Regions from separate parts of the Homo sapiens genome. Here region 1 is linked to region 2. A link is a loop called in an ENCODE intact Hi-C map of the cell type or tissue named here. Cell type or tissue: PC-9. All regions are shown on one strand. Links, peaks and the distances in the headings refer to the core of each region. The heading gives the core; the rest is flanking DNA.

Region 1 (9,881 bases), core at 662-8,661, 470 kb after region 2:
CAGAATATATCAACATCCTCTGACCACTGGACTCATAGACATTTCACCAAAATGGCCGGCCCTCGAATTTTTGTGGGATTCATTTTCCCCTGTCTGCTTGCATTATTCTTACCAAAGTATCCAGATTATTTGCTATTTCCTGCCCACCAGGACCAATTATCATACTATCATCAGTGGCATAGGCCTATGTGATACTCTGTGGGATGGAGAGGCTATCAGGATCCCTGGGATTAGATTTTGACAGTAGACTGGGAGTTAATACAGACCTGACGTAGAACAGTGAAGGTGTAATGCTGTCCCTGAAAGCAAACTATTTCTGGTGGGTCTTTATCAAGGTATAGGGGGTGGCAACAAAGCACTGGTCAGATTAAGAGCTATTAGAGGTTGTACTAGTTTCTTCAGAAAAAAAATAATAACACCTGGGAAAGCAGCTGCAATTACAGTCACCATTCAATCAAGTTTATGATAAGCCACTGTTATTCTCCAAGATCTACGTGTCTTGGCATGGGCCAAATAAGCAATTTGAATGGGATTCACCATCCTTATCTTTCAAGCCTTGATATACCATCCTTATATCTTTCAAGCCTTGATGGTGGCACCAATTTCTGCAATACCCCCAGGAAGATGATATTTCTTTAGTTTATGCTTTTGTAGGTAGAGGAGATTCTACTGGCTTTCACTTGGTTTTTCTCACCATACCCCATGGAGAAGGAAACCTGTATGGCACTTCTGCTAGTCGTTTGGTATATCTGTTCCTAAGATGACCAATTCTGGAACTTGGAAAATAACTACAAGACACTCAGGGACACACCAAGTCCGCTGTGAGATGGACCCAAGTCAAAACCTACACTGATCACCTGATCTCCATAAACCCCTATTCTAACTGTGGGCCATTCTGGCATTTTCAGTCTCTTGAAATTAGTGTCAGCTTAGAGCCAACACCTAGTAATTGCTAAAAGGCATAGTAATTTTCTCTTTCCAAATACATATCCATACTGATAGATGTCCTCAACTTCCTTTGGGAAATGCTGGAAAAAAGATTTACTGTATAAGTTTTGGGCCAAGTAGTAGATTCCTTCCTGAAGGGATCCACTCCCCTTTCATTTGAATAAGAACTGGCTGAAGTCTCAGAATTAATTAGGGATGTCATGATTCTCTATTGTGATCATCACCTCTTTCACCAGACCCAGACCTTTTCAACTTACGTAAATCAAGTAAGACTTGAGTAGGCCACACATCTATTTCAGTTTCAGGGACACCATGATCAACCTTCTGCAGATCAAACCATTCCAGTTAATGTTTTGGCTCTGCTGTTCATTACAGTAACTACCTCATGTCTGGTGATTGAGTGTCTTCCAGTTGGCTTCTGATACCTGGGCATCCCATCATCCCCGTGAATTTGTGGAGTGCACTTAAGTGGCAGCAGTTTCCGTGTCATTCCTGGTTATAGTTACTACGTACCATAGGCTCTTTACAGATACTGGGGCTTCTCTTTTGGTCTGTGTACCATATCTCAATACCTTCATGAAGGGAGTGTCTTCTGGCCCCTCCTGGGGACATAATTAGAAAGTGATAGGCAAGCAGGCCTCACATAATAAATCTACCCCAGCATTTTGGTCCCCCTAAGCATTTGGGTACCTTTCTCCATATCAAGAAAGTTCTAGTATTTCAATTGCCCTAGGTATAAGCCACCATTTTGTCTAGGTTTTAGTCAATGAACCAAACTGTTAGAATCACTCTAAGTTACTCAATGTAATACACTGAATCCAGAATCTCTTTCCAGTGTACCTGTATTGAAATCTTTGGCCTGGTCCAGCATTATCTTCCTCTTTCCCTGATTCAACATCATTAAGATCCATTTCTAAACATGTTTCTCAGGTTTCTGTGACTATGAATGGAAAAAGCTTATAATTCTTTTGATGTATATGACAGTTTCACATGGATCACACTTTAAACTTTAACCCCTGGAGCCTGCTGAAACTTGAGTCTAGTTATAGGTCTAGAAGCAATGAGAAGAATTGAGAGTAGGTAGGTCTTAAGGAGAATCAGTAGTTTCTTGCAAGGCACCTCTGGTCATTTGTTCTGGTCCAGGCTCGGTGAAAGGCCATTGCAGTTTCTTTAGGCAAGGTGAGCTCATTAGCTAGGAAGGGAGTGCTTCTACTACTGGCAAAAAAGGCTCAGCAAAATTCAAGTTCTAGCTCCCAGCTTCATCTGAATCTGCCCATATGTCTACCCCAATGCTCAGAACCACACTTCTTCCTAATCAATGTGCTAATTTTACCATAAGATACTCTGTGAGGTTGTGATTTCAGTTTGCATAATTCTTCCCAAAATTAGACCTTGGGTTTGATTTTCAGAAATATTTGCCCTATAGCCACAGGAACTAAAGATTTCCCTTAGTTAGTCTTTGTATTGGGAACTTAGTCATAATTTTTTTTTTCTCCAAGTTCTTCAGTAACCTAGAAGCTACCTATCAACATCTGTATCTTCCTTATTTTTGCTGAAATATTGTACAGAAGCAACTACTTGGTTATCCAAAGCCCTGCCTTCTATAGGCACTTAATTACAGGTATTTATAGGTGATAATGTAATTAACTCTTTTGTTACCACCAGGTCCCCTTTACTACTGGCATCAGAGTCATTAACGCTTTTAAATATAATCAGATCAGAGAGCCAACTCCAGAACCAATTCAGAGAACTCATCCTTTAGGTTTTCTTGCTCATGGTTTCATCAGGGAGGCAGAGTCACTCTTAGTGATATGAAATAATTTCCCATAGCAATTAGACTTCTCACAATAGTGGGAGAAGGATGCAGGAAGATAAGCTGGACCTGATACAGGAGAGATCAAGGGCAACCTGGAACCTTTCCCTGTCTTTCACCACAACTAACCCTATAGAAGAGGTATGTGCCCTTTACCATAGGGGTGCACACACACCTGAGCCAAAACTCAGCAGGAGCTGAGGGGAGCTGCAGAACTGGCCGCTGCTCCATGCTAAGGAGGTAAGCAAGTAGGTAAATGCTGGTGTCTGTTTGTGTTCATGAGCTGTGATGGCACCTGTAGCCCTGCACCAACCTTCAAGTGTTGTGATGGTTGGTCTGCTTTCCAAATCTCATGCCAATTTCTCTTATGGCCAACCATAACGAGGGCCATAGAAAGAAGGAAAAATCTGGGAAATGTCCTTTGGGCTTAGGTAGGCTGACTCAGTACGGAACCACCAGAGCCGTCACTGTTTGGTACTCTTACGTAAGGAACTCAAGATTTAACCTAAGAACCAGTACCTAGAGGGAGAGGGTAAGAGAGAGGGATGGATAGGATCCATGTAAAAATTGGGTTATGAATTCGCTTAAATTAAGACTGTATGTGAGATTGTACCCAAAAGATCAGGATCAAGAAAGCCAGAGGGGAGAGCCGGCTTTGCTCCAGAACATTTCTGTATTTGACAGTGATGATAGTAACCCACCATGGCATCACAGAGCTTTGTGGTTTGCAAAGTGCTCTCACATGCATCATTTCATTTGGAGTGGATTGACCTTCTGCTTCATTCACTAAATACTTATTGAGTATTTGTCCTATGCCAGGAACTGTGCTAGGCATTTTGCATATCCTGTCTCCAAATATATTAATATCTCCTTTATATTTCACTATATCTCTGTGACAGAGATATCACTGTCATTTTACAGATTTTAAAAGTATGGCTATAATGTTGGAGATACAAGACCCTAATGGGAATATAAGATAAATAGAACTTTGTCCTTGCTCTCAAGAACAGGGGTTGGTAAACTTTTTCTATAAAAGGACAAGTGACAAGTAGTTTAGGCTTTGTGGTTCCTATTACAACTACCCAACTCTGAAGCTGTAGAGAATGCAGTCATAGCCAATATAAAAATGAATGTGCATGGCTGTGTTCCAATAAAACTTTATTTACAAAAACAGGCAGTGGGATAGATTTTGCCCATGGGTAATAGTTTACCAACCCCTGAACTACAAGGGCATAGGCTAAAGGAGAGACTACTAATTAAAACAACTCATGATGAGACTATGTGGTAAAGGAGTCTATACGAAGGGCTGTGAAGGCAGAGGGTGTAGCTGGCTGGGGAATTTAGTGAGGCAGGGCAGCATTTCTAGAATCATGACCTCTGTGGTCCATATTTCCAGGTCACTGCCATCCATGAACCAGGAAATGGCTTGCAGACAAATGCAGGGTGGGATCTGGAGCTTATATCTTATCAGAACCTGTGTCTCCTTCCTGAGCTGTCTTCCTGTGAACTGGGCCTGTGGTGTGGGGGTTGAGGTTCACTGTCTGCTTTCCCCTCGTGTATCAGCCAGCCCTTATACTTCCTAAAACTCAGCGTCCCTTATCCTTATCCACAGCACAGAAGCTGTGGGCTTGGCCTGACACAGCCCTAGAATGATACTTCCTTGTATGCCAGCCTCAACTTCTTCTGACCTGCAGCTTGCAAACAACACATTCCTAGTATGTGGTTATTAGCCTACTCCTCCTAGAATGCCCTCTAGATCTGGTTCCTGCCTGAGGTATAAAATCATGCTTGTGGTTGAACTTACAGGTGGACTTTACAAGAAGGCTCAGGACAGGGAAGAACACTATAAAACAACAAAAACTGCCTCCAACTGGAAAGCAGTGTGTAGGGAGGGTTTGAGCAGTGACTAGATGACCATAGGAAGGAGAAGTTCTAATATTTAAAAAGTCCTTGGGCTTAGGAGTCTTTCTGTCCCACAGTCCTATTTAGCTTTGTGATAGCGGACAAATTTCTTGAGCTCTCTTGACTTAGTTTCATGATTTGAAAACAGAGAGTTCACATCTCTCATAGGGCTGTTGTGATAATTAAATGAGAATTCCATCCAGTTTCCAGCAGGCACTATCCTGGCACACAGTTGACTCAAGACAGTATTAGAGAAAGACTCTGACATCAGATGGGGTGGGGTGGCCAAGTTGGGCGAAATAACTGAGGTCTGTGGTTTACTTTGATATATAAATCTAACAAGAATTCCTTTCTTTAACTTACATAAAATTCTTTCATTAAATCTCAGAAACAAAGGGATGTAACCTAAGGAGATCTCTTTGTGAGCACCCTAAGATTGGACATAAATGAAGAAATATTTATTAACACAAAAGAATTTCATTTGGAGGAAAAAAAACCATTGTAGGAATTTTTTCTGCATAACAGTTTTCATGCATACAAGTCATTTGGGATTCTAACCAAGTGTTTCCATTTCAAACTGAATAAAGTTTTACTTTGTAAATGTCTATATTAACAAAGCTTTCATTGAGGTTCGGAGAGGGGGCACTTAAAAATGTTTGCCAACCCCCCCATTAAAAAGTATATATTACTCAATGAAGTGGTATAGAAATAGATATCTATTTCTTTAAGTCCTACACAAAATAAAAGCATCTAACTTTGTGGGCAGAGGGAGGTCCAACTTTTTGTTTTCTTAACGCAGATGGAAAGAATCCCAAGAGACCAGTGAAGCAAGAAATTATCAAAGCTGCGGTATTTACGAAGTCACTTTGTGCCAGTGCCCCAGCAAGCTGCCACCATGGCTGCCAAGCCCTGTCACCCTTGCTGATCAGTACAGAGAGGGGCTCGCTGCGCTGGGTAGAGGAAGCAGGAAGTTTGCTGAACTCAGACGGAAGAAAAAGGATTCCTCTGGAGAATCCCAGCAGGTGGGAGAGCCGCTCTGCAGAGCGAGGCTCTTTTGACCCAGAGTACACACAATAGAGCCCTCTTAGGAGAGAGATTTTTTTCCACAGGTTTCTTCTTGGCCCTCTGGATTTGTTCTAAGCTGGCTTTCTGTGTGTGTGAGTTGTCTTGGCCTTTCTGGTTTTCTTTCCCTTTGGAACTTTCAGATCTTTCCATTGTGCACGATGTCCCTGTGAAAAGGCCTGAGTCACTCGGCCTCAAACTTTGCAGCCCCAAACATTCCCTCTTTGAATTAAGGTCACCTGTGTATGTCTCCCCACTCGGTAGAGGAAAGGGCACTTCATCGCCCTGGCCCTGGGCCCAAGGACCCCCTTGGGAGCATTGTCGAGGGACTTTTTCAGATGAGAGGCTTTCTGTAAAAGACTGACAGGGACTTCTTAGGACAGATGACCTTTAAATATATTTTCCAATTCTGATTCTGGGATTCTAAAATGGTGTGTGGACCCCATACAATGTCATTTGAGCAGGAGCAGACAGAACTGGAGATAACTCAAAGGAGATGTTAGAGCTGCCTTTAAGATCCTTGGAATACAGAAACAAGAAAGACATTAGTCCTAGGATATGTGATCTCAGAAGGCAGAAATTTTGGCCGGAGTTTTATGACAGGATGGGAGTTTACAGTTGATCTAGGAAAGGAATCCTGATTTACCAGTCAGATCTGCTGGAGTAAAGCCCAAAGACCTGGTTTTGAATGCTCACCGCTGCCTAACATCTGTGTGACCCTGGGCTACTGACCTGACTTTGCTGAGCCTGTTTTCCCATAGGCCAAACAGTGATAAGGCTTGCCTTGATTCTGCCATCCGGCTATTGTGAAGAGGAATAGGATAAGAGAAAGTGCTTGTAAATTCTGAAGTTCTAAAGATTTAATCCTACTGTCCAACTCCCCTGTTTGATGGAGTAGATAACCAGAGAATGGAGAAGTTAAGAAACTTACATGAGAGCACACAGTATTGATCTAAGGTAGTAGCTGATAAGGCCTCACATCTACAAGAGATAATATATTGATCCCTAGCAGCTCCAGGATAAAAGGCTTTTGGGGGGGCCTTGGGGCCATGACGCAGCCCCAACTTCCCACTGGAGTTTCATCTCACTCTTAATTTTATTTTCTGATTATGAAAATTATATGTGCTCACTGTGTGGAACTTGTATAATACAAAAAGCACAAAGTAAAACATGTTAAAACATTTTAATAATTCTGCTATGTGGACATATCTACTGTTGAAATTAAGATATATAACCTTTTAGCCTTTTCTCTGTGCATGTACATATTTGAACATAATTGGAATATTTCATGCAAACTTTTGTATATTGACTCCTTTTTCACCTGATGGTTTGTTGTACACTTTGCCATTAAAATTCATTAAGCAGTATCAAATGCATAATTTTCCACTGTGTAAGAACATAACAGCTTGTAACAAGTCCTCTACTGTTGGACACCGAGGTTCTTTCTTGTTTGCTACAAACAAATGTGTTGAACATTCTTACCTGTGAGTTGTTGTTTTCCTGGCCTGTCTTTAACTCCCAGCACCTTTCATTCAGTCCAGGTAGCTGCCCACATGTTAAGAAGCGGGATCTGAAGGAAAACCTGCATAAGGCTCTACATCAAATGCTGAAAGTGCTGCCCCACCAACAAGCAATGCTTCCTATAGGTTCCCTGGGGTGATTTTGGCCATTCTCTAAAACTCTGAGTTTCTTGTCTTCTGCAGAGACTCACAAATGTTTGTTTGCCCCAAAGTGTTATAGGTTTATCCTGATAATATGTGCAATACGATATACAGCTGAGGCCCTAAGCCCTATTAAAATATCTTAAGGTATTTTATTTAAACATATATATTTTACATGAAGTTTTTATTTTTGCCCTGTGTTGCTTTCAGTGATGCTTAGGGTAATGAAGTTTCACTTTTCTTTCCTGATGTAGGTTTCTGATTGGACATGGGTCCATGTCCTTGTGAAGTCTCCTCCTCCTGAACCTGCCCTGCTCTGTGACTTGCTTTTGACCACCAGCATGCTGCAGAAGTGATGCCGTGTGACTTCTGAGTGGGTCATAGGAAGCCTTGCAGTGTGGCCTGGGTCTTCAGGAATGCTTGTTTGAGGAAAACCACTGTCATGTAAGAAGTATGGCTACCCTGAGACTGTCATGGTGTGAGGACTCCTAAATGAGTCACATGTGGATGGCCACCTATTCAGGCCTCAGTTCTTCCAGCCATTGCGACTGTGGCCCACGCATGTGGGGGAAGAGGCCATTTTTCACGCCCATCCCAGTTGAGTCTTTAGATGATCCCTTCCTGGGCCTCCAGCTGACTGTAACCAGACTCCAGGCAGGAACCACATAGGAACTGAACCCAGTCAACCCACAGGCTGGGGAGGATGATAGTCCATTGTTGTATAAAGCCACTGCATTTGGAATGGTCTGTTGTATACTACCTAATCAGAACAAGACTCAATCCTTTCTTCATAGCTGGTAGTCTTAAGCATTTATTAATTCATATTTTAGTCACATTATGAATTTTCTATCACAATAAGCATTTATTGAGCACTTTTTATAGAGGGACTATGCTAGGCTTGAAGAATAAAAGACACATAGGACACGGCCCTGCTTATGTTCAGGTAGCTGTGGTCTAAACGAGGACGCACACATAAGGTGAAGACCCCATGAGATGGAATACACGGGGATAACAAGCCTCACAGTGGACTGGTCGCTTTACCAGGGGTGAGGCGATTCTGCCTATAAGGTAGGGAAGGACTTTCTGAAAGGGTGACACTGAGTTCCACCTTGAAAAATGCCTGAGAATTCACCCATAGACACAGTGGAAGAGGGGTGTTCCGAGGAAGGGAGATCAATGTGCAGAGAGACAGAAATCCCGGTTCGCTTATTCCCAACAAGGCAGAGAACAAACCTCTCCCAGTGATGCCCTCCCTTGTTCCCGTCCCCAATCTTTTGATAATAGTGGGAAGGGTTTCAAAGTGAGGGTTAAAAATGGGCTGGTTTTGCCACCCCTTAGTAAGTCTTGGGCAGGATTCTCAACTCTTGACACTCATTAAAATCACCTGGGAAGCTTTTGCAAAACTCCAGCATGGTACAACTACTTTAGAAACTGGTGTTATCCATTAAAACTAAACATTTGCTTATCTTAGCAATTCCACTCCTAGGTTTATAGAGTAAACAGAAACACATACGTGCCTGTGTCAAAAAACATGTATAGGCATGTTCAAGACCACACTGTTTGGCCAAGTGCCCTAGTTCATGCCTGTAATCCCAGCATCTTGGGAGGCCAAGGCGGGAGTATTGCTTGAGGCCAGGAGTTTGAGACCAGCCTGGGCATCATAGTGAGACTCCCATCTTGACACACACACAGTTTTTTTTTTTAATTAGCTGGGTGTGGTGGCGTGCACCTGTAGTCCTAGCTACTTGGGAGGCTGAGGTGATAGGATCCCTTGAGCCCAGAAGTTCAAGGCTGAAATGAGCTATGATTGTGTCACAGCACTCCAGTATGGGCAACAGAGAGATCCTATGTCCAAAACAAAAACAAAAACAAAACAAAAATACACACATTATTTGTAAGATGTAAAAAAAGGGAACAATCCATGTGTATCAATAGAATAGTTATATGCTGTGTATGCGTAATTAGTGTCTTAACCTGTTCAGGCTGCTGAATACCTCAACTGGGTAATTTACAAACAACAGAATTTATGGCTCATGGTTCTAGAGGCTAGGTAGTCTAAGATGCAAACGTCAACAGATTTGATGTCTGGTAAGGCCCTGTTCATCATAGATGGCACCCTTTTGCTGTGTCCTCACATGGCAAAAGGGACAAACAGGATTTTTTCAAGCCTCTTTTATGAGGGTACTAATTCCATTTATGGGGGGAGAGCCTTTGTAACCCATTCACTTCCTAAAGCCCCCACCACTTAATACTATTGGAGATTAGATTTCAATATATGAAATTTGGGTGGGACACAAACATTCATACCATAGCGGGCAGACAATGTAATACTATACAGCAATGAAAAGAAATGAACAACAGCGACCCAGAACAACATGAATGAACTTTTTTTTTTTTTTTGACAGAGTCTTGCTCTATTGCCCAGGCTGGAATGCAGTGACACAATCTTGGCCCAACCTCCACCTCTTGGGTTCAAGCAATTCTCCTGCCTCCGC
Region 2 (9,881 bases), core at 1,282-9,281:
GCGCATGCCTCCACCGGCTCCCACCGCCAGCTTCCACTCCCCACGCTTCGGCGCTCAGGCAAAGGGGCATCGGGGAACGCCACCGGGCAGAGACATCAGAGAGCTGGGCCGGGAGGTGGGAGATGGGGTGGAACCGCCCTGTACAGTGGCTGCTGAAAAGAGCAGGGGCTGAAGGCATCTGCTGCAATTACCCTCTGTTCAAAGCAGCAGCAGGCAACTCTTACACGCTGAGTTACACTCTTCCACTCTAATTCCACTCAAAGGACTGTACGTGCTAAATGTTTCATACTTGACAGGCAAGTCCTCAGTTATCCAGGGGTGACTCAGAGCAGACTAACGTCCACAGAGGGCCCTGGGTGAAAGAGGCGGTCTTGGCCACGCTGGGACAGGTGCGCTCTGCGGATGCGCGTGTGAGGGCGCCGTGCCACAGTGACCCGCATGAGTGTGAGCTGTTTGAAGGGGAGGTACCAGAGGACTTTTCATTTCTGCTGGCTTCAGCCACACCGTTGTGTGGTTGTGTGTGTGTGGTGTGTGTGGTTGTGTGTGTAGTGTATGTGGTGTGTGTAGCTGTGTGTGGTGTGTGTGGTTGTGTGTGTGGTTGTGTGTGGTGTGTGGTTGTGTGGTTGTGTGTGTGGTGTGTGGTTGTGTGTTGTGTTGGTGTGTGTGGGTGTGTGTGGTGTGTGGTTGGTTGTGTGGTTGTGTGTGTGGTGTGTGGTTGTGTGTTGTATGTTTGTGTGGTGTGTGGTTGTGTGTGGTGTGTGGTGTGTTGTGTGGTTGTGTGTGGTGCGTGTGGTGTGTGGTTGTGTGGTATGTGTGGTTGTGTGTGGTATGTGTGGTGTGTGGTTGTGTGGTGTGTTATGTGTGGTTGTGCGTGGTATGTGTGATTGTGTTGTGTGTGGTTGTGTGGTTGTGTGTGGTGTGTGTGGTTGTGTGTGTTGTGTGTGTGGTATGTGTGATTGTGTGTGTGGTGTGTGGTTGTGTGGTGTGTGTTGTGTGTGTGGTATATGTGACTGTGTGGTTGTGTGCTGTGTGCTGTGTTGTGTGTGTTGTGTGTGTGGTTGCGGTGTGTGGTTGTGTGGTGTGTGTGGGGTTGTGTGTGCTGTGTGTTGTGTGGTTGTGTGTTGTGTGTGCGGTTGTGTATGTTGTGTGTGGTGTGTGGTTGTGTGTGGTGTGTGTTGTGTGTGGTTGTGTGTTGTGTGTTTGTGTGTTGTGTGGTTGTGTGTGGTGTGTGGTGTGTGGTTGTGTGGTTGTGTGTGGTTGTGTGTGGGGTTGTGTGGTTGTGTGTGGTGTGTGTAGGTGTGTGTGGTTGTGGTGGGTGTGGTTGTGTGGTGTGTGGTTGTGTGTGTTGTGTGTGTGGTTGTGGTGTGTGTGGTTGTGTGTGGTGTGTGGTGTGTGGTTGTGTGGTTGTGTGTGTGGTGTGTGGTGTGGTTGTGTGGTATGTGTGGTTGTGTGTGGTGTGTGTGGTTGTGTGGTGTGTGGTCGTGTGGTGTGTGTTATGTGTGGTGCGTGGTATGTGTGATTGTGTGTGTGATTATATGGTGTTGTGTGTGGTTGTGTATGGTTGTGTGTGTGGTGTGTGTTGTGTGTGTGGTTGTGTGTGGTGTGTGGTTGTGTGGTTGTGCGTGGTGTGTGGCTGTGTGTGGTGTGTGGTTGTGTGTGGTGTGTGGTGTGTGTGTGGTTGTGTGTCTGTGTTGTGTGTGTGGTTGTGTGTGGTATGTGTGATTGTGTGTGTGGTTGTGTGGTGTGTGTGGTATGTGTGACTGTGTGTGGTTGTGTGGTGTGTGCTGTGTGTTGTGTGTGGTGTGTGCTGTGTGTTGTGTGTATTGTGTGTGTGGTTGCAGTGTGTGGTTGTGTGGTGTGTGGTTGTGTGTGTTGTATGTTGTGTGTGGTTGTGTGTTGTGTTGTGTGTGTGGTTGTGTGTGTTGTGTGTGGTGTGTGGTGTTTGTGGTTGTGTGTGGTGTGTGTGGTTGTGTGGTGTGTATTGTGTGTGGTTGTGTGTGCGGTATGTGTGATTGTGTGTGTGGTTGTGTGGTGTGTGCTGTGTGTGTGGATGTGTAAGTGCAGTGTCTTCTCCATCCCTCCTTCGGGCGAGGCTCCTCCTCTGCCCGAACCTTTTCCTTTAACCATGTGCTCCGTGCTCCATTCCACTTGCTCTTCTCCCTGGCTGATGTTATCCTCAGAGCCCTTCGGTTTGTTCCACACACGTTTCCTGGTGTCTTAGGTCAGGCTCCCCGGAGGCAGTCGTTAAGGGCCCAGACGCAGGTGATTTATTGAAGGGAGATGATCCCAGGAGGAACTAGTAAGGAGGCCGGGAGTGCGCAGCCCGGGTGGGCTGGGGGAAGCCACGCTGGTACAGTTTCCCGGGAAGAACAAGCCCTAGCTAGATCCCGCAGGAAAGTTCTGGAGTATAAATTATTTCTCAGAGTTTGCCCCAACTCAGGCAAGGGAGCTGGGCTTTTAGACCCCTCCCCAGTCCGCCACGGCTAAAGGCTGCTCCCCACTTCCCTGCAATGGCCTGAGGACAGGGCCCCAAAGCAAGTCGCAGGCGCCTGGGTTAGCCATGGAAGCCCCCCGGGGCTGGGGAAGGGCCGGACGCAGGAAGGGGTCCGGTGGGGGGCTTGCAGGAGCACCACCAGGGTCCACCACAGGCCCCCTCTGTGTGGCCCTGGACTGGGGCGTGGCTTCCCCGTGTGTGCCCTCTGTCCCCTCGGGGAAGGACTGGATTTGGTTACTTCTTCCCCAGACGCACCGTACTCTGGACGGATGGGCCCCCATCTGACCCTGTGACCTTCAGAAGTCACTGCCTCTTTGGAGTTCAGTTCCCCAGATGTAAGGGGGTTTGACTCTGGAAGACCCCTCCCTCCTGCCACCCTGTGGCCACAGAAGCTTAACTTGATGGAGTGGGGGTACTGATAAAGAGTGCAATGCCTAGGGACCATTTGGTGAGCCTTTAGATAGCTTTTATCCAGAGAGATGTGATGAAAATCCTATTAGAAGGCTGATGAGATCACGGAATTATCTCATTAGCTGGTAGAGTGGGGACATGTGAGCATTTTACAGAAATCAAATCCCAAGAGTTCAGGAGAGAGCTTGTGAGTGAGGAAGTGTGTGTGTGTGTGTGTGTGTGCATGTAAATATGTGTGGTGTGTGTAGTATGTGGGGGGTGTGGTGTGTGAGTGTGCGTGTGGTGTGTGTGGTGTGTGTAGTGTATGTGGTGTATGTATGTGTGGTGTGTGTGTGTGATGTGTGTATGGTGTGTGTGGTGCATGTGGTCTGTGTGGTGTATATGTGTGTGGTGTGGTGGTGTATGTGTGTGGGGGTGTATGTGTGTGTGTTGTGTGGTATGTGTGGTGTGTATCTGTGTGGTGTGTGTGTGGTGTGCGAGTGTGCATGTGTGTGTGGTATGTATGTGGTGTGTGTATGTGTTTGGTGTGTGTGTAGTGTGTGATGTGTGTGGTGTATGGTGTGTGTGTCTGGTGTGTGTATGGTGTGTGTGTAGTGTGTGTATGTGGTGTGTGGTGTGTGTGGTGTGCATGTGTCTGGTGTGTGTGTATGGTATGTGTGTCTATGTGGGGTGTGTGGTGTGTGTGCGTATGTGGTGTGTGGTGTGTGTGTATGGTGTGTGTAGTGTGTGTGTATGTGGTGTGTGTGGCGGGTGTGTTTTGTATGTGTAGTGTGTGTGTATGTGGTGTGTGTGTAGTGTGTGTATGTGGTGTGTGTGTAGTCTGTGTGTCGGTGTGTGTGTGTGTGTGTGTGTGTATGTGGTGTGTGGGTGTATGTGTCTGGTGTGTGTGTGTGTGTGTGTGTAGTGTGTATGTGTGTGTGTGTGGTCTGTGTGTCGGGTGTGTGTGTGTATGGTGTGTGTGTGTAGTGTGTATGTGGTGTGTGTGTGGTCTGTGTGTCGGGTGTGTGGGTGTATGGTGTGTGTGGTGTGTGTGTATGTGGTGTGTGGGTGTATGTGTGGTGGTCTGTGATTTTAGGTGGATGTTTTAGGGTGGTGAGAGTTGGAGCCTCAGAACCAAGGGCGTGGACATAAGGTCCCTGCCGCTGAGGGCGGGACAAAAGGAGTCTGAGCGGAAGAGCTGCCTTATATGTCGGCTTTTGCCCACTCACATTGCAAAGAACACAAGAGCAGCCTGGGCACAGGGTGAGTCGCTGCTGCATGGCGGAGGGCAGCAGTTGCTGTGTGGCATCGTTTCTGGTACAGAGTCCACCATGACCGGATCAACAACGGGGATGGAACTCAGCTTTCTGGAGCCGGTCTTGAGAGGGGTGGGGTTTTGAGTGATGGGAGTCTTTTTCAGCCTGCCTCCAGCATCCAGAAAGTACATTGGCAGGACACGGGGACCTTGCGAGGCAGTGTGCTCCTGGCTGACCCACTCCGTGCCTGGGAAGGGACACTGCGCCCCAAAGAACGCTTGGGGCCGTGGTCGGGTCACGCGGAAGCCTGAACGCCAAGCAGTCATCAGGCGAGATTGATGGCAGAGGAGTGGTTTGGGGGAGGCCCGGGTGGCCTGCTGCAGCTTCACCGCTGTTATTTATGGCCTCGCTGAGGCGTCAGTGACTGGGTTGACAGCTCGCTGTAAGCTGACCTGGCTGGCGCACTGCCTGCAGCCTTCTGCCTGCCCATCCCTCGGCGTGAGGAATGTCAGCCTCGGAGACAGTGACCAGACGCAGTAGGTGTGGAAGGACGGGTTCCAGAATCCTCACCCCGAGACCTCTTTATCCGGAGAGAGGCGTGTGTGCGTGTGTGGACACATGCTTGTACCCCCTCCTATTTATACAAGCAGACATTTGTGACAGAGACACAGCGCAGCTAACTTGATTCTGACTTTTGGTACAGGGGAAATGAGCACAAATAATCCCAAATAATAAGTAAAATCCCAAAGCAGTTCCTGGGGGATGCAGTTGATTCAGGAAATGGGCATTGAAGGGATTTCGTTTTTGTCTTTGTGATTTGTTTTTGCTGTGTGTGGGGGGGGGTTTATTTTTTATTTATTTATGTTTTTTGAGATGGAATCTCACTCTGTCCCCAGGCTGGAGTACAGTGGCGCGATCTCGGCTCACTGTAACCTCCGCCTCCTGGATTCAAGCGATTCTCCTGCCTCAGCCTCCTGAGCAGCTGGGACTACAGGCGTGCGCCACCACGCCCGGCTAATTTTTGAGTTTTTAGTAGAGACAGGGTTTCACCACGTTGGCCAGGATGGTCTCAATCTCTTGGCCTCGTGATCTGCCCGCCTCGGCCTCCCAAAGTGCTGGGAGTCTGCTAGGACTGAATCTGAAAGACTGGAGAAAGTAAGACGTGTGGGAATGGGGAAGGAGATTCCAGGTCGGGGGTGGCGTCTACTGCAGGCCTGGGTGTTGAGGAAGCACAGAGTTTGGGCAACTACAGGCGGTTGCCTGGTGTGGAGCAGCTTGTGCTGGAGGCAGGGGTTGGTGATGACGAGGAAATCGAAGCCCAGAGCGCATCATTCACTTGCTCAAAGTCACACAGCTTTGCCGTCAGAACTGGGGTGATGCTGTGGGCGTGACAGCCTCTCCAGGCCAGCTCTGTTTCCCGCACACTATCCTCTCTCCCCTCCCTGAGGCTGGCACATCCCCGAATCACCCGATACCACCTTGCCCTGCCCCACCCAGGAGGCTCAGCTCGCGGACAGAGTGACTCAGGCATTAATCAGCTTTTCCCTGGGTTGAGAAAACCTGAGACAGAGAGCTACAGTCGCGCCTGCCACATCTACCTCCCCAGCCATCCTACTCTCTATGCTGCTGCAAACTAGACATTCCTTCCTGGAGGGACCTCTCGCTTCCCATCTTCAGATCAGGACGCACGGTCTCTTCTCCGCAGCTGCTTCCTCTGGTGTTCCTGTGCTCCTGTCGGCCCGCTGCTCCCACACACATGCCCATTCTTCTCGGGCTGGCTTGTATCTCAGGGTTACGCTCCCCAGGTCCCTTGCTCCAGGTAGGTTTGGCCAATAGCAGGTGAGGAGAGGGTGGGCGGAGGGGAGACGCCGGGGCATTTCCTCCCCTGGGTCCCTGCTCTAGGAAGCATCTCTAGCAGGGCTTGCGCCTCCCCGGCGCCAGTTCCCACTGCGCAGGTCTGCTGTGGCTTCTGCCTGGTGGGCAGCTCCCGGCCTCCGGGCTCCACCTGCTTCCCTTTTCTGTCCCTCCTGCTCCAAATGGTGCAGCGCCGTCCTCCCATTGCTCACCTCGGGGCTGCTCACCATCTCGTTTGCCTTCTCAGTTTTTATACCACCGATGCAACCAGTCCCCTGGATTAAACTCCCTCTGTTGGAAATACTAGCATGGTTCCTGATGGGCCGGGCCCCTGGCTGATACACTTCCTTCTAGGAGGATGGCACCGGGTCAGAGTGTTCAGACTTGTTGACGTCCCTCCCCCCACTCAATTCGTCACTGAGCCAGAAGACTGAGCCTTGGGAATGTCTCTGAGCCCACCCCACCTCTCCTCTCTGGCAGCAGCCTTGGGCGAGTCCTGCCCTGGTCAACCCCAGCAGCCTCCCACCAAGGCCAGCCCAGCAGCCCACCCTCCCACGGCTGCTCAAGCCCACCAGGCCATGCTTTAGACGAGGCTCTGTAACTTTGCAAATCAAGCATGCACCGTAGGACCAGCCTTTCCACTCTGCTCCCAAGCTGCCTTCCAGCCCTGTGCCATCCTCTACACACCCCTCCCCCCGCTGTACACCCCACACCCCATTACCAGGCTACCAGTCACTTCCCAAACACACCCTGCACACTGGTCTGCTCGCTGTCTGCTTTGCCTTGTCAGTTTTTGTACCACCTATATCTATGCAGCCAGTCCCCTGGATTAAATTCCCTCTGTTTGCAATACTAGTGGGCTTCCTGTTGTGCTGGACCCCTGGTGATATATTTCCTTCTAGGAGGATGGCAGCAGGTCCTCTGCCTGCTCGTTCATGCTGTTCCCTCTGCCTGAACTGCCTCCCCCTCTTTTTTTTTTCTGAGATGAAGTCTCCCTCTGTTGCCCAGGTTGGAGTGCAGTGGCTTGATCTCAGCTCCCTGCAACCTCTGCATCCCAGGTTCAAGCAATTCTCTTGCCTCAGCCTCTGAGTAACTGGGATTACAGGTGCCCACCACTATGCTCAACTAATTTTTGTATTTTTAGTAGAGATGGGGTTTCACCATGTTGGCCCAGCTGGTTTCAAACTCCTGACCTCAATTGATCCGCCCACCTCAGCCTCCCAAGGTGCTGGGATTACAGGTGTGAGCCACCATGCCCAGTTGGCCCTCTCTTTTTTACTAGTAAAAAGTCTATTGATTCTTTTGATTCTTTAAGACCTACAGCAATTGCTGCGTCCTCTAGGATGAAACACATCACTACCCATTCTGCTTTCCTTGGCCGTCTGTCCCTGCCTCTGTGAGGGCCCTTCTCACAGGCGATGTGAATGTCTCCAGGACTGGGACCCTGTCTCAGCCCTCGTGTACCCAGATTCCTAGCACCGAGGCCAGCCCTCACACAGGAACTCAGGAAATGTTGACTGGAGTGGAAAGTGCACCTTGAAATCACCTCACCCCCGACCCCAGTCCCTTGGAGACGGGGCGTGCTCCCAGGCTCCTTTTCTGTTTGAACAGCCAACCAGAGAATGAGGGGCCTCCCCTGTCCTAACCCCAGGGCTGTGCATTTCTGTGACATTCTCAATGATCCTGGTTAATGTTTAATTCCAGTTTCTTTGTTTTCTGTAAAGTTGATAACAGAGTGGTGTAGCAGAGAATGTAAAAGACCAAGACCCACAGCAGGAAAACAAATACGCACCCCGTTTTTACTTAATAATTAAAAGTTAGTCATTTCCCAGAGCTTTTTGGGAATGAATGGAAATGAATTCAGAATGTTAAAATCCAGCCCTGCAAAATGCTATAACCATATAAAGAGCATTCATGATGCTTGCATCACAGGCCCCAGGGCTGGTTTTGCACACCAGCCATGTGCTGGCCTCTACAAAGATTCTGTCTTCCTGAAACTTCCATCAGTGTCTGACTCCTGCATCACAACACAGATGGCTTTTCTGCGGGATCCTGGATAAAGCCTGAGCTCATCAACCTTAACTTCAACACCCTCCCTCCTGGCCCTTTTCAACCTTTTCAACCTTGGCTGTCTCCGTGGGAACCCTCTTTTCCAGCCAGACATCCTGTTTACAGATCTCAGATGGGCCATGGGGCGGGTCTCACTCCTGCCCTCTTTGAGGACAGGGTAAAGGAGTGGTTAGGAGTATGAGGTCCAAATTCGGGCAGGCCAGGGTTCATGTCCAAGCTCCATCATATCTAGGCTGGGATAGCCACACCACCTCCAGGAAGCCTGCTCTGGTTTTCCTGACCCATGGCCATGCATTTCTCCAGTGTCTGCCTGCTCCAAGTGTCATCACTGCCTCCGTGGCATTGAAACCTCGTCAGTCTTGTGATATCTATTTCTCTGTCCCTTATTCATGTGTTTGTCTAGTTTCTCCATCTGGACTCTAAATGCTGTGCCCACAACAGGCTATTATGGGTCTCTGTGTGTCCCAGACTGCCCGCATGAATAATGGCTGATATGGCTTGGATTTTTGTCCTCTCCAAATCTCATGTTGCAATGTGATTCCCAGTGTTGGAAGTGGGGCCTGCTGGGAGGTGAGTGGATCATGGGGGAAGATCCCTTAAGAGTAGGTTAGCACCATCCTCTTGGTGATATGAGTTCTTGCTCAGTTAGTTCATGTGAGATCTCGTTGTTTAAGCATCTGGGACCTCCCCTTTCTCTCTCTCTTGCTCCCACTCTCACCATGTGATGTGCCTGCTCCCCTTTCTTCTTCCACCATGAGTGGAAGCTTCCTGAGGTCTTTAGCAGAACCAGATGCTGGCACCATGCTTCTTTTACAGCCTGCAGAATTGTGACCCAATTAAACCTCTTTTCTTTATAAATTTCCCAGTCTCAGGCATTTTTAATAGCAATGCACAAACGGACTAACACAGAAAATTGGTATAGTGAATAGAGTATCGCCATAAAAATACCTAAAGATGTGGAACTGAGTAACGGGCAGAGGGTGGAAGAGACTGGAGAGCTCAGAAGAAGACAGGAAGATGAGGGAACGTCTGGAACATCTATGGTTGTGACAAAAATGCTGATAGAGATATGGACAGTGAAGTCCAAGCTGACAAAGTCTCAGATGGAAATGAGAAAGTTATTGGGAGCTGAAGCAAAGATCACCTGTGTTATTCCCTAGCAAAGAGCCTGGATGGATTGTGTTCATGTCCTAGGGGTTTGTGGAAGGTTGAACTTATTTGGTGGCAGCTGGCAGAAGAAATTTCTAAGTATCAAGAAGTGACGTGGCTGCTTCTAACAGCCTACGATCAGATATGGGTGTAAAGAAATGACTTAAAGTTGGAACTTATACATGAAAGGAAGCAGGGCATAAAAGTTCGTAGCCTAGCCATGCAGCAGGGAAAGAAGAAGCATTTTCAGGAGCGGAATCCAAGCAGCCAGTGTAGCAATCATTTGCTAGAGACATTAGCATGACTAAAAGGGAGCCAAATGCTAATATCCAATACAATGGGGAAAAGTTCTCAAAGGCATTTCAGAGGTCTTGGAGATAGCTCTTCCCATCTCATGCTCAGGGGCCTAGGAGGAAAGAATGGGTTCAGGGGCCAGGTATGGGGCACTGTTGTCCAGTTCAGCCTCAGGACACTGCTTGCCACATCTCTGCTGGCTCAAAAGACCCCAGGCCCAGGTACAGCTCCAGTTGCTGCTTTGGAGAACGCAAGCTGCCATAAGCCTTGGCAGTTTCCACTTGGTGTTAAGCCTGCAGGCACACAGAATGTAAGTGTGAAGGAGGCTTGGCAACTTCCACCTAAATTTCAGAGGATGAATCAGCAAGCCTAAG

The links. Hi-C counts contacts between places; a loop is a spot of excess contacts. Peaks named below come from ENCODE experiments on the same cell type or tissue, not always from the same donor. Only the 100,000 strongest peaks of a DNase experiment are listed, where the experiment ranks them.
Region 1: a loop joins it to region 2, with 8 times the contacts of the local background. A loop is called at or near these places in 4 of 110 quality-filtered maps.

Annotation. Positions count from the first base shown.
Region 1 is chr3:193,848,199-193,858,079 of GRCh38, reverse strand. No RefSeq gene overlaps it. Among named protein-coding and RNA genes, the nearest start is that of LINC02038, 9.1 kb to the right of the region's middle. In PC-9, for the core only: no CTCF peak of the experiment used is centred there; DNase peaks (open chromatin) are centred at 4,119, 4,219, 5,569 and 6,379; H3K4me3 peaks cover 2,044 bases; H3K27ac peaks cover 6,261 bases.
Region 2 is chr3:194,318,663-194,328,543 of GRCh38, reverse strand. No RefSeq gene overlaps it. Among named protein-coding and RNA genes, the nearest start is that of LINC00887, 11 kb to the right of the region's middle. RefSeq lists enhancers at 5,142-6,341, 7,510-7,804 and a silencer at 7,510-7,804. In PC-9, for the core only: CTCF peaks have their summits at 5,900 and 6,108; DNase peaks (open chromatin) are centred at 4,093, 5,613, 6,053, 6,333 and 1 weaker place; H3K4me3 peaks cover 4,188 bases; H3K27ac peaks cover 5,155 bases.